2 separate regions of the Homo sapiens genome follow, and region 1 is linked to region 2. The links are chromatin loops, found by intact Hi-C in ENCODE. Cell type or tissue: heart right ventricle. All regions are shown on one strand. Each heading gives the region's core, and the rest is flanking DNA. Links, peaks and the distances in the headings are about the cores only.

Region 1 (5,379 bases), core at 281-5,280, 110 kb after region 2:
CACTAGCTTTGTATGCCATATGGCATTTTACAGCCCCATACTATGTAGGTAACAGAAACAACAGCACTTGCAAACTACATATATTTCAAAAAACAACTAGGTCTTTTGATTAAATTATAAGCTTTAATTATATTCTAACTAATTAGAACATGTTTAACATAGACCTCTCCCATACCTGAAAAACTGAATGAAAAGAAACTTACAAATGAACCCTCTGTAGGATTACCATTAGGTTAAAAAGATAACTAAAAAATATACTATTTTAGGCCAAGTGTGATGGCTCACACCTGTAATCCCAGTGCTTTGGAAGGCTGAGGCAGGAAGACTGCTTGAGGCCAGGAATTTGAGACCGGCCTGGACAAGACAGTGAGACTCTGTTTCTAAAAAATAAAAATAAAAAAATTAGTTGAGCATGGGGAAGGGTACCTGTTGTTCTAGATACTCTGGAGACTGAGTCCGGAGGATCACTTGAGCCCAGTAGTGCAAGGTTGCAGTAAGCTATCATGGTTAACACTGCACTCCAGCCTGAGTGAAAGAGTGAGACGCTGTCTCTAAAATAAACACTATTTTAAAATTGCAACATTCTCTTAGTCCCTTCATCGTTTCATGGTTTTCCCTCTAGCAATTATATCATCTTCTGACCTTCATATTCCCTATAGGCAAGTTTTTCTAAACTTTTCCTTTATATGCTGTGTAAGGCCTGTTCCTCTTTCCCTACAACAGTGACCTGGAGTAGGCAACTACTTTTATCCTTTTTAAAAGACTGATTCAAGCCATTCTTGTATTTCTGCATCAACTGCAACATTTTAACAACCTATTCAGGTTTCTCCTACTGCTGAACTCAATTTGCCAGTATTTTGAGTCTTCTGCATAGTTTCATAAATGAAATTGGACTGTAATTTTTTGCATTGTACTTCCCTGTAAAGTCACTGAGGGTCTGGTGTCTTTTGGGGGCAATATTTTTTTTTTTCTAGAACAGTTTTTGTAATAGTTATGTGTTCTCTTGGGTTTTCTGTATCTTCTTGAATAAACTTTACATTGATGTTTTAACTTAAATTTATGTATAACTTTATATTTTTTAGAAAAGTATCCATTCCAATTTTTTAAGTTTGTTGGCAGAAAGTGATTTATGGTGTCTTCTTGTGATTTTGAAAATCTTTAAGGTATCCATGTTTACATTGCTGATATCAGTTGTGTTTTTTTCTCTTTGTCTCAGTGGGTCTGACTAGTTATTTATTCTATTTAGCGTTTTCAAAGGATCAGCTTTTGTTTCTGTTGATCTTCTCTATTAAATCTTTGTTTCCTAGTTCATCAATACCTGCTCCTATCTTTATTATTTACCTCCTATATCTTCTTTTAGATTTACTTTTCTTTTTGTTCAAGCTTTTTGAATTGAGCAGTTAATTTGTTGATATAAATGCACTCATTTTGCTTTTTTAATAAACACTTAACGCAATAAATTTTCTTCTAAGTGCCACTTGTAATAGATATTGGAGTACTTTCATTTCTATTCTAAATAATTTGTAATTTCTACAACAGGTTTCTCTTAACCTGGAATTATATAAAAGTGCTATTTTAATGTTTCCAATTATATTTATTTAAACAATCTTTAATTGTGGATTTCTAATACAATTACAAGTTTGTCAGAGAAAATTCTCTGGTATTTATTAACACTTCTTTCGTATTTAATGTGTGGTCTCTTTTTCAACTCCTTGATGTGTAATTGAAAAGAATATATTTTTCTTCCTTGGGTAAATGATATTTATATGTATTTACAATATTAGATCAAGCTTTCAAATTTCATTGCTTAAAGCATTTATAGCTTACCTAAGTTTGTCTATTAATTTCTCAGAAAGACATGTCAAATCTTCCACTGTGATTATGGGTTTGTCAGCTTTTTCATAATCCTGAAACTTTTTGCTTTTGGGAGGCAATCATATTGGTTTGTGATCATGTTATCTTTTTGGTGTCATACATTATAGATAGGGTATCATTGTCAGAAGTGACTTATCTTTCAAACATTACTTGTTTTTTTTGTTTGTTTGTTTTTTGAGACAGAGTCTAGCTCTGTTGCCCAGGCTTGAGTGTAGTGGCTCAATCTCGGCTCACTGCAACCTCCGCCTCCTGGGTTCAAGTGATTCTCCTGCCTCATCCTCCTGAGTAGCTGGGATTACAGGCGTGTGCCACCATGCCCAGCTCATTTTTGTATTTTTAGTAGAGATGAGGTTTCACCATATTGGCCAGGCTGGTCTCAAACTCCTGATCTCAAGTGATTCACCTGCCTCAGCTTCCCAAAGTGCTGGGATTACAGGCATGAGCCACTGAACTGGCTACATCTTAATTTCAGTGCTGCCTCAGTGCCTGAATGAAAAAGCATTCAGCAGACCATATGGTGGCAGGTGGAGGGGAGGGGACATCATTAGCCCACACCTGGTGCAATTTCCCAGAACGTCACAGGCAGCAGTGTGTGTGGCCACTGAGCAGCCACTGAGCGACTTCATTCTCTCTTGAAATGTATAAGTATTTTGTTATAAATGCAGAGGTTCCAATATGTTTCTGCGGCAAATCACACCGTAAGCAGTGACTCCACGCCCTTCCAGGCTTAGAGAAGCTCAGCAGCGGTGCAGACCCCCTGCCCACCCAAGGCTCGACAGCCTGCAGTCTGCCAGGTTCCGGCTCAGCTGCCTCTTCCCGTTATTGCTGGAAGGGCCAGAAAACATCAGGTTTGGTTTTCCTTGCTAATCCTTCCAGCCATTGCTACTATTTTGACACTTTGCCTGTTGAAGCATGGATCAGCTTTCTAAGAGCTGATGAGATTCATTTCCTAAGCCGTTCCCTTCACTCAAGGGAAAAAGAAAAGCAAGTCCACTGGAGAGTATCTGATTTGGCGCTAGACACTGTTTTTCGCTAGGGCAGGGGCTCAGGAAGGAGGTCCTTCAGTAGCTCTGTAAGGGATATCCGCAAGCCCCAGCGGGAATGGCCCAGGATTCCTTATTTCCATCCCATGCAGATGGGCCCTTTCTCAGTCCGACTACATCCGCTCAGCACGCAGCTTGGAGACACTGGTCTGATGGAAACAAAGACTGCAAGCAGCTATACTATATGTGGACCATTTTCTAATGAAATAAAGATTTTATTTTTCTTAAAGACAAACAAAAATATCAATGTTATTTTTTATAAGGTGTATTGATTTCAGGCAAAAAAAAAAAAAAGTTAAAGCAGCAGTTATTTCATAAGTGTCCTTGATTCGGGTATCATGGTGTCTTGGCTGGAGTTTTTCTCAGGGCGGACCCTGAGAGGAGGGTTTGAATCCAAACCGTTTATTTTGGGATTTACAGGGAACGGCCAGAAGGGAGTGGGTAAATGATGACAAGGAAGGGAGGCAGCCAACAGAAGACGCACTGTGAAGCCGGTTAGCAGTGATAACCGGAACCTAATCCCAGGTAGAGTGAGAACATTTTGGGAAATGGTATTAAACTCTGCCTCTGAATTATCCCTCCTGCACAGCAGCTGTGAGGGAATCTGGACGGAGTCTCTTACTGAGGGAGACTCCCCGGGTGTGAAGTGTCTAGCACCTGAGGCCTGGGGCACACGAGCTCAGATCCACCTTCTCCAGGTGCAGGTAAAAGCCTCTGGGAGGGATCATCAGGTGCCTGCCACTGAGAGCCCACCTGAAGTCAGCACAGCACCGCTGAGGGCCCCGAGGGCTCTGCACACTGGGAGTCACAGGCCCAGACTCCTCAGGCGCTGGAAAGACACCTTGATCCAGGCAGGACTGTGGCTCGAGATTGTCTCCACGGACGGCCGGGGGATTCCTGTCCCTCACAGAGGCCTTTTTTCTTCTCTGAATCGGTGTCTCTAAGGGCCGGGTTTCTGTGCACTGGGTGGTACCTGCCAGATGAGTTTAATTCTGCCCCGCACATACCGGCGAGGACCCATCCCGCTCAAGCTCTCTGCTGGGGACTTCAGGCCCAAGGTGAATGCGCGCAGGGCCTGTGGCAGGGGATGAGGGCTAGTGCAGGCCGAGGGGAGCAGCTACAGAGGTAGGGTTTCCATACCCAGAGACGGGCATGGACACTAGAAAGGGAGGATCCCCTAGCTGGGAGGGAAGCCAGGACAGTGAAGACGTAGTGGGTCTAACGGGGGGTACCGCATGAGCCGAGGTGCAGAGGCTGGACCCAGCGGGGACGCCGAGGGGACTGCTCCTGCAGCCTGGGGAAAAGAAGGGGGCGTCAGAAGGTCTCCGAGCCAGCGGGGATCGTGTTCAGGAAGCTGGGGAGGCTTTGTATGTCATGGAGATCTGTGGAGAGGCTGAGACGTGGTCTGATTTACACTTTGGAGAGCCTATTTAGGGCCCGAGGCTAGGGGTGCTGATGCTCCTGCTCCCAGGGCCTCCGAGCTGCTGCCAGGCTGTGTGTGGTCCTCCTTCCACCGAGCCACCACAGGCGTGCCCTCCCTTGGGCCTGGAGAGGACACCTGGCTGGGGATGTGCCCGCCGAAGGGAATGGAGTTTGGCGTGCAAGCATGGAGTCCGCAGGCCCGTGCTCATTGCCCTGAGAGGGGCAGGATGGAGCAAGGATGCAGGAGAGAAGGAGCAGGACTTCACCGAGAACCCTTGCCCCAGGGCCTGCGGAAGGTCAAGAGGGCAATCCCCCTGGGCTTAGGGGGAAGGGCCTGTGCCCAGGGCGCTTCAGCCCCAGGTCCCTTCTTCAACCAGGGCTGTCCCGCCTGTGTCTGAAAACAGGCTCTGGGGTCAGATGCAGTTTGAATCATCACTGTGAGGCTGAAAAAAGAAATACACGTGCAATGTCACTAGCCTAAATTTCTCCATTTATTTTTATTTTTATTTATTTATTTATTTATGTTTAAAACAGAGTCTTGCTCTGTCGCCCAGGCTGGAGTGCAGTGGTGAGATTATGGCTCACTGCAGCCTCGATTCCTGGGGCTAAAAGGATGCTCCCGAGTAGCTGGAACAACAAGGTGCCATCAGGCCCGGCCCCACCCCTGGGTCTTTAGCAACAAAGTGAGGTTTGTTTCCTCCATATTTGTGAAACATTTTAAGAGCTTTTGATCTCGTGGTCACCATCTCTCACTTTGATTTCTTGTCCCTGTGAACTCCTGATCACTTTCACGATCTGCCTTACGTGGTGATTCTGTTTTCTCAGTGCCAGTTTTGTGGGGACACAGCCCTAGTTCCTATAGGTCCCCAAGCAAGTGGAAACAAAGCTACGGTGTGTGGCAAGACTGTGCAGCCTGGACTACATAGTGAGACCTCATCTCTTCAAATAATTTTTAAAAATTAACCAGGTGTGGCGGCATGGCCCTGGAGGTTGAGGCAAAGGATGGCTTGAGCCTGGGCAGTTGGGGCTGCAGTGAACT
Region 2 (5,379 bases), core at 134-5,133:
CTTAGATAGGCCTACTCCATCAGCCTGTTCTCTCTGGGGCCAGAGATACCTAGGCCTCAGGAGTGACACAATTCAGGGATCCAGGTGGGATGCCTGCCACGCCATAGTGTCACAACCAGCATCCTATGTGCAGCATTCAGGGATTATCTGAAAAACAGAAGGATCCACATCATAGAGTTGTTGTAAGGATAAAATGTGCTATCTTGAAGGGCCTCATGCAATGCAGTGCACGTTTCAATTGCTTAGTACATGGTAGCCACACCATCATACACCACTCATTTTGGATGACAGCATTGGTGGACTGTGTGGGTGGAGGTCTCTGAGTTCTGAGTGGCACCTACGCCCCACACCTCCTGCCACCTTCTCGGGCTCACTCAACTCTCATGGCACTTGATGAAGAGACTGCAGAATGCTCAGGCTGGCTGGTGCAGCAGGATTAGGTGTGGCTTCAACTAGGCTGCTAACTTTGGACAATGCTTTGCATTTGTAAGTGTAAGGGAGGGAAAACTTTCCCTTTAGTGAGATCTAGAAGCTTATATATGCTCTTCGTAGGGGACAGGGAAGGAGAATGGAGACAACTTAGGGAAGGGTAAATGACTTTAACTCTTTGTCTGTGGCAAAGTCTGGCTGGCTGGCATGAACCTCCAGTTTCCTCTGCTGTGCTTTCAGTTCCCTCTTGCCTGGTGGATGCCTGGGGAGGGGTTCATGACATCTGAGTTCCTTTGGAAGATCTGTCTTTGGGTAGAAAGGAGGAGCTCAGAGAAAGCCCCTTCCTGCATTTGCTATTCCCCAAGTACCCTCGGTTTGAAGAAATCGCCAAGAGTGATTTCAATATGCCATCAGAGTGGTGTATTTTGGGGTGGCATTTCTAAACTCTTTTATAAGCTACACTGCATACAAATAGAACATTTGGAAAAGTCACTTCCTGTGACTGTGCAAAAAGGCTTTAAATTGAGAATTGTTGTCTGATTAATCATCACATGTGCTGTGAGAAATGGCGTGGAACCACTTTATGGGGGAAATATGTCTTTTTAGAGCAAATATCTGAAGACAGAGAAATGTGAAGATTCAAAGTGATCATTCTCAGCTGTTCCCTGGCCATCAGCCAATATTGCTTTTATTTCCTCCTTTTACTGGAAACGGCTACTCCTACCTTCATAGAATTTAGAAGTCCAGAGCTGGAATGGGCAAGAACATTCTCAGGGGAGCAGTGAGGCCTGAGCCTGGCCTGAGATGCATCTAGGATGAGACAGCTCACAGCTTGTGGCTCAGGACCACTGCAAGGGGGAGGGAAGGTGGGTGACATGGACAGTTCTATAAGGCAGGTCTTTCTCTGAGGACTTTCCATTTCCTCTGTCCTTCCACCAAGGCTCAGTTGGGTGGTGAATTAAGTTAACTGGTCATTAAGATGAAAGAGGGAGGAGGAAGTTCAGAGCAGGGCTTGTTCTCCTTCCTGGAAAATAGCCTTGAGCTGTGGTTTGAAACAAGAGTTGCTCTTTAAGGATTAGTTGTATTTTCAAAAACCACATCAGATGGAAAACCCAGAGTCACAGAAACTCCGGGCTTGGCTTTGATTTGGAAGATGTTGCAATGATCTGAACCAGCAGTGACCTCAGAGGTGGTGGCCCTGGAAGGTATTGGGTCTCACCTGAGCTTCCACCTTTAGTTAAGGGCATGGCCTGGCTCCTGTCTACAGAGCAGTTAAACATTGCAATCATGGAGCCAAAAGCTCACAAACCGGAGTGATTCATAGCACTGTAAGGACAGCTTACAATCCTTTCCTCAGGCAAAGGTTTCGTGATGAAGACACTAAAAGCAATTGCAACAAAAGCAATCCTCACCACCACTTGATATTTTCTTTCTTTTTTTTGGATAGTAGCCGTCCTAATGTTGTGAGGTGGTGTCTCACTGTATCCTGCTCTGTTTTGATGAGGGAACATCAGATATGCTTCCTGTGCTGAACACCCTCTCAAGAGTAAAAGCCTCAGCCATCCTGGTGGCCTCCCAAACCTGAAGGATCCCCAGTGACCTCTGGCCTCATCTCTGGATGATGCCCTGTCCTTCCCCCAGGCTGTTTCCCAAGCCCACCTAGCAGCCCTGATGTCCTTCTCTATCTGCCTGGTGTCCCCGCTTCACCAGGACTTCATATAAAGTCAGATCTTCAGAAAGGACTTCTCTGTTATTCCTACAAAATCTGCAGTTCCTCCCCTGTCTCTGAATCCCTCACTTGGCCTGCAGTCTTTCTTCTCTGCTGTATATTGAGCATCCGGAAATGCCACCTGGCACATAGTAGGTGCTTAGTATTTGCCAAATGAATGAAAGAAAACTATACTGAACTATAAACTAAGACTTCTGAGAGTTAGTGACATTTTTAGATATGAATTTATAGCCAGATTCCTACCAAATTCTAATTCTATTTGTTTTCAGTAGATTCTCCTGGGTTTCCTGGTATATAATCATATCATCTACAAATAATGACAGTTTTCCTGTACTCCCCCCCTTCTTTCCCTTTTCATATTTTTTAGTATAATAAATAACAGGGGTGATAGCAACAGCTTTATCTTGCTTCTGACCTTCCATCAAGTGTCTCTGAAATTCCACCATGGATGGTAAGTTAATGTTGGCTTTAGATCTGAGGGATGAATTTTGTCATGCTGAAGAAGTACCATGGGCTCCTGTTTTACTTAGGACGTTTTGGTTAAAACCAAGGAAGAATGAAGGGTTAATGCTCTTCAGCCCCCTTCAGCACCTACTGGGTATTAAGCTTTCTCTTTGACTCCTTAGTGTGGGAATTATGTGGATGGGTTTCCTACAACTGGACCGTCCTTGTGTCTTTACCTTTTAAACCCAGATGTGCCCCTGTGATGTGCAGCGAGCCCCTGTGGGCAGGGCCGGCCATGTCCCCTCGTCCCTTCGTCCCCTCGGGAGGCTTGCTGGGAACTGAGGCTGGCCGCGGTGGCAAGCTTCCCAGCGAGCCACTCAGGATGGCTTATTGTTTCTGAATTAAACAAACGAAGAATGAGATTCAATTAGAGGCAGCATAATGTAAACCGAGATGGATTTATATTTAGCAAGGCAGAGACATGTGGGAAAGAATGAAACTTCCTTCGTTTCAGAATTGGGAAGTCGGCTTTGAAGTGTGGGGCTGGGCTTTCTGGATGCTGTCTTCACCTCCCCCAGACGCGCCCCCAGATGTTTCCCTCGAGATACTAAACTTCTTGGGAAAGCAGCAGAATTCAGTGGGCAGCGAGCTTCTGAGGCTTGCACGTAGGAGCCTCGCTGTCTCTGTTAAAGCCACTTGCAAGGACGAAGCCACATTGTCCCCATTTCCTCATTTCCAAATGGGCTGATGGAACCTCAAAATCCTGGTATAATGTGATTAAAGAAGAAAAGAATAGATTTTTTTAAATGATGAAGATGTCACTACATTGAATTTACTTTTCCAAGCCAAATTCTAGAGAGTGCCTTACAGGGGAACAACACCCTCTTTGTTATAATTCTGTTTGGGTCGGCTTTCAGCAGGCAAATGAGATGGGAGGAGATTTCATGGATGTTTCTTAGTTGAGAAGAGTACATGAATGTGAAACCCACAATAGCAATAGCAAGGACCAGCACAGGACGAAGCCCGCCGCCGACTGAGTGCCAAGTGTCATAGTCTGTAGTTTAATCCCCGCATCTAACTGTCCTCATGAGGTGGGTGTCGTCAGCCTGGTTAGGGCTGCTTGCTGCAGTGTCAGCAGCTGGGCAGGGCAGTGGGTCTTAACCAGGAACAGAAAGACAGGAGACTTGCTTCTTTCTCTCCCAGACCTGTGTCTTTGGGGTTGTCCATAATCTCTTCTGGTTTGCTGGGGCCTGTCTTTTTGTAAGAGGACAGCCTGTTCCATGGAGATGCCATTCGTTTGCAGGGAGCTGCCCTGAGGGAAGGAATCAGGAGGGAATTACTGACACAGATTTGTAGGGGTGACTTTATTTTGTACAGGGATTTTAGAGTTTATAGCAGGAAGAAAGCAAATGCGAGTCCAGGGCTCTGGTTGCCTGGGTAAAGAAAAATTGAGTTGCTCATGCTTCCAGAGTAAGAAGGAAGTGTTAAGCTGGTGACCAGCGTGTCTCCTTTGGGGAGCGTCTGGGAGCACCCTAGGGGAGAGGCAGCCAGGCCTACAAAATGTCCCAGAACTGCCTCTGGGGAAGCCAAATCTAGAGCCCACCCTCCAGGAAAGAAGAAAATTTTGGATGAGCAGAAACAAAGTCTTCCTGGAAAATAATTTCAACATGGACCCTGCATTTCTTTAATCCCTTTGCCTAAAGGAGTATTATGTTGCTTTGGAAAAGAAGCAGAAACTTGTTCAAATGTTTTTTTTAATTAATTATGTTTTTCTAAACACTAAAGCATCATGACTTTGTGCTCCCTCCTCCTCACTTCCCCTCTCTTCTCTCTGCCCTTTTCCCCCTCTCCCTGCTCCCTCCCCCTAGAAAGCGTAGACTGGGGCTGAACTAGTTAATGGAGACCAGCCTTCACACAGGGGCATCTGTGGGACAAAGGGTCTTCTGCAATCATGGTGTTTTAGGAAGATTAGGAAAAATGAATAACTTCCTTGAAAAAATTGGTTCGGAGGATTGTTTTCTTCGTTATACCTCTGGAAAAAATTCAGTGATACTGCATGAAGGGAAAAGAATTAATACAGCTCTTCCTCCCCTTTTCTTTATTTTTATATCCAGGAGTCACTGGAAAAATCAGACCTTTTCCCATATCACAGACCCAGCAGCAGTTTGGGCGTGCTCTTGCCTGTGTATAGAAAGCATGTCAAGACCGATTAAATTATCTAATTAAAATAATGACCACAGAGAGCCTGTTTATTTTGGCCTGAGGAAGGTCAGCTCCATGGGCCCCTTCTGTCCTGCTGAGGTCCCTCCCCAGCCACAAGCATACACAAGACCTATGATGACCTGGCTTCTAATAACCTGCTCCCAGTAATGTCAGAGTGGGTCTTATGCCACCAGTGGGGACAGGACTCACTCCAGCTGAGACAAAAGATCGTTCTTTAAGACTCTCTAGACACCGTCTTTGTATCTGTATCTATATCCCTCTAGACATCCATCTTTGTATCAGCATCTGTATCTGTATCAGTATCTGTACTGATACTGTACTTTGTATCAATATCTGTGTTGAATCAGTACTTTGTATCAGTATCTGTTCACCACAGCAACTTGAAGTGTGAAAAGTTCTGGCAAGGGTTATTTTTAATCTACACCAATATGGACAATTGTTTGACTGAGCTGACTACAGTCTTGGGTGCTTTTTGCATCATGAAGATAAAACCTAAGATCCACAGAGCATGTTGACCGGTAACAAGTGAAGAAAACGCTGCCAGAATATTTTTT

The links. A loop is a pair of places that touch in the nucleus more often than their neighbours do. Peaks named below come from ENCODE experiments on the same cell type or tissue, not always from the same donor. Only the 100,000 strongest peaks of a DNase experiment are listed, where the experiment ranks them.
Region 1: a loop joins it to region 2, with 1.9 times the contacts of the local background. A loop is called at or near these places in 1 of 110 quality-filtered maps.

Annotation. Positions count from the first base shown.
Region 1 is chr18:10,162,012-10,167,390 of GRCh38, forward strand. It overlaps LOC124904247 (a long non-coding RNA gene), which reads left to right. Exons shown (of 2, transcript XR_007066286.1): 2 at 1-1,056. Among named protein-coding and RNA genes, the nearest start is that of LINC01254, 250 kb to the right of the region's middle. In heart right ventricle, for the core only: no CTCF peak of the experiment used is centred there; a DNase peak (open chromatin) is centred at 2,974; H3K27ac peaks cover 689 bases.
Region 2 is chr18:10,056,938-10,062,316 of GRCh38, forward strand. No RefSeq gene overlaps it. Among named protein-coding and RNA genes, the nearest start is that of VAPA, 150 kb to the left of the region's middle. In heart right ventricle, for the core only: no CTCF peak of the experiment used is centred there; a DNase peak (open chromatin) is centred at 3,219; H3K4me3 peaks cover 1,088 bases; H3K27ac peaks cover 3,949 bases.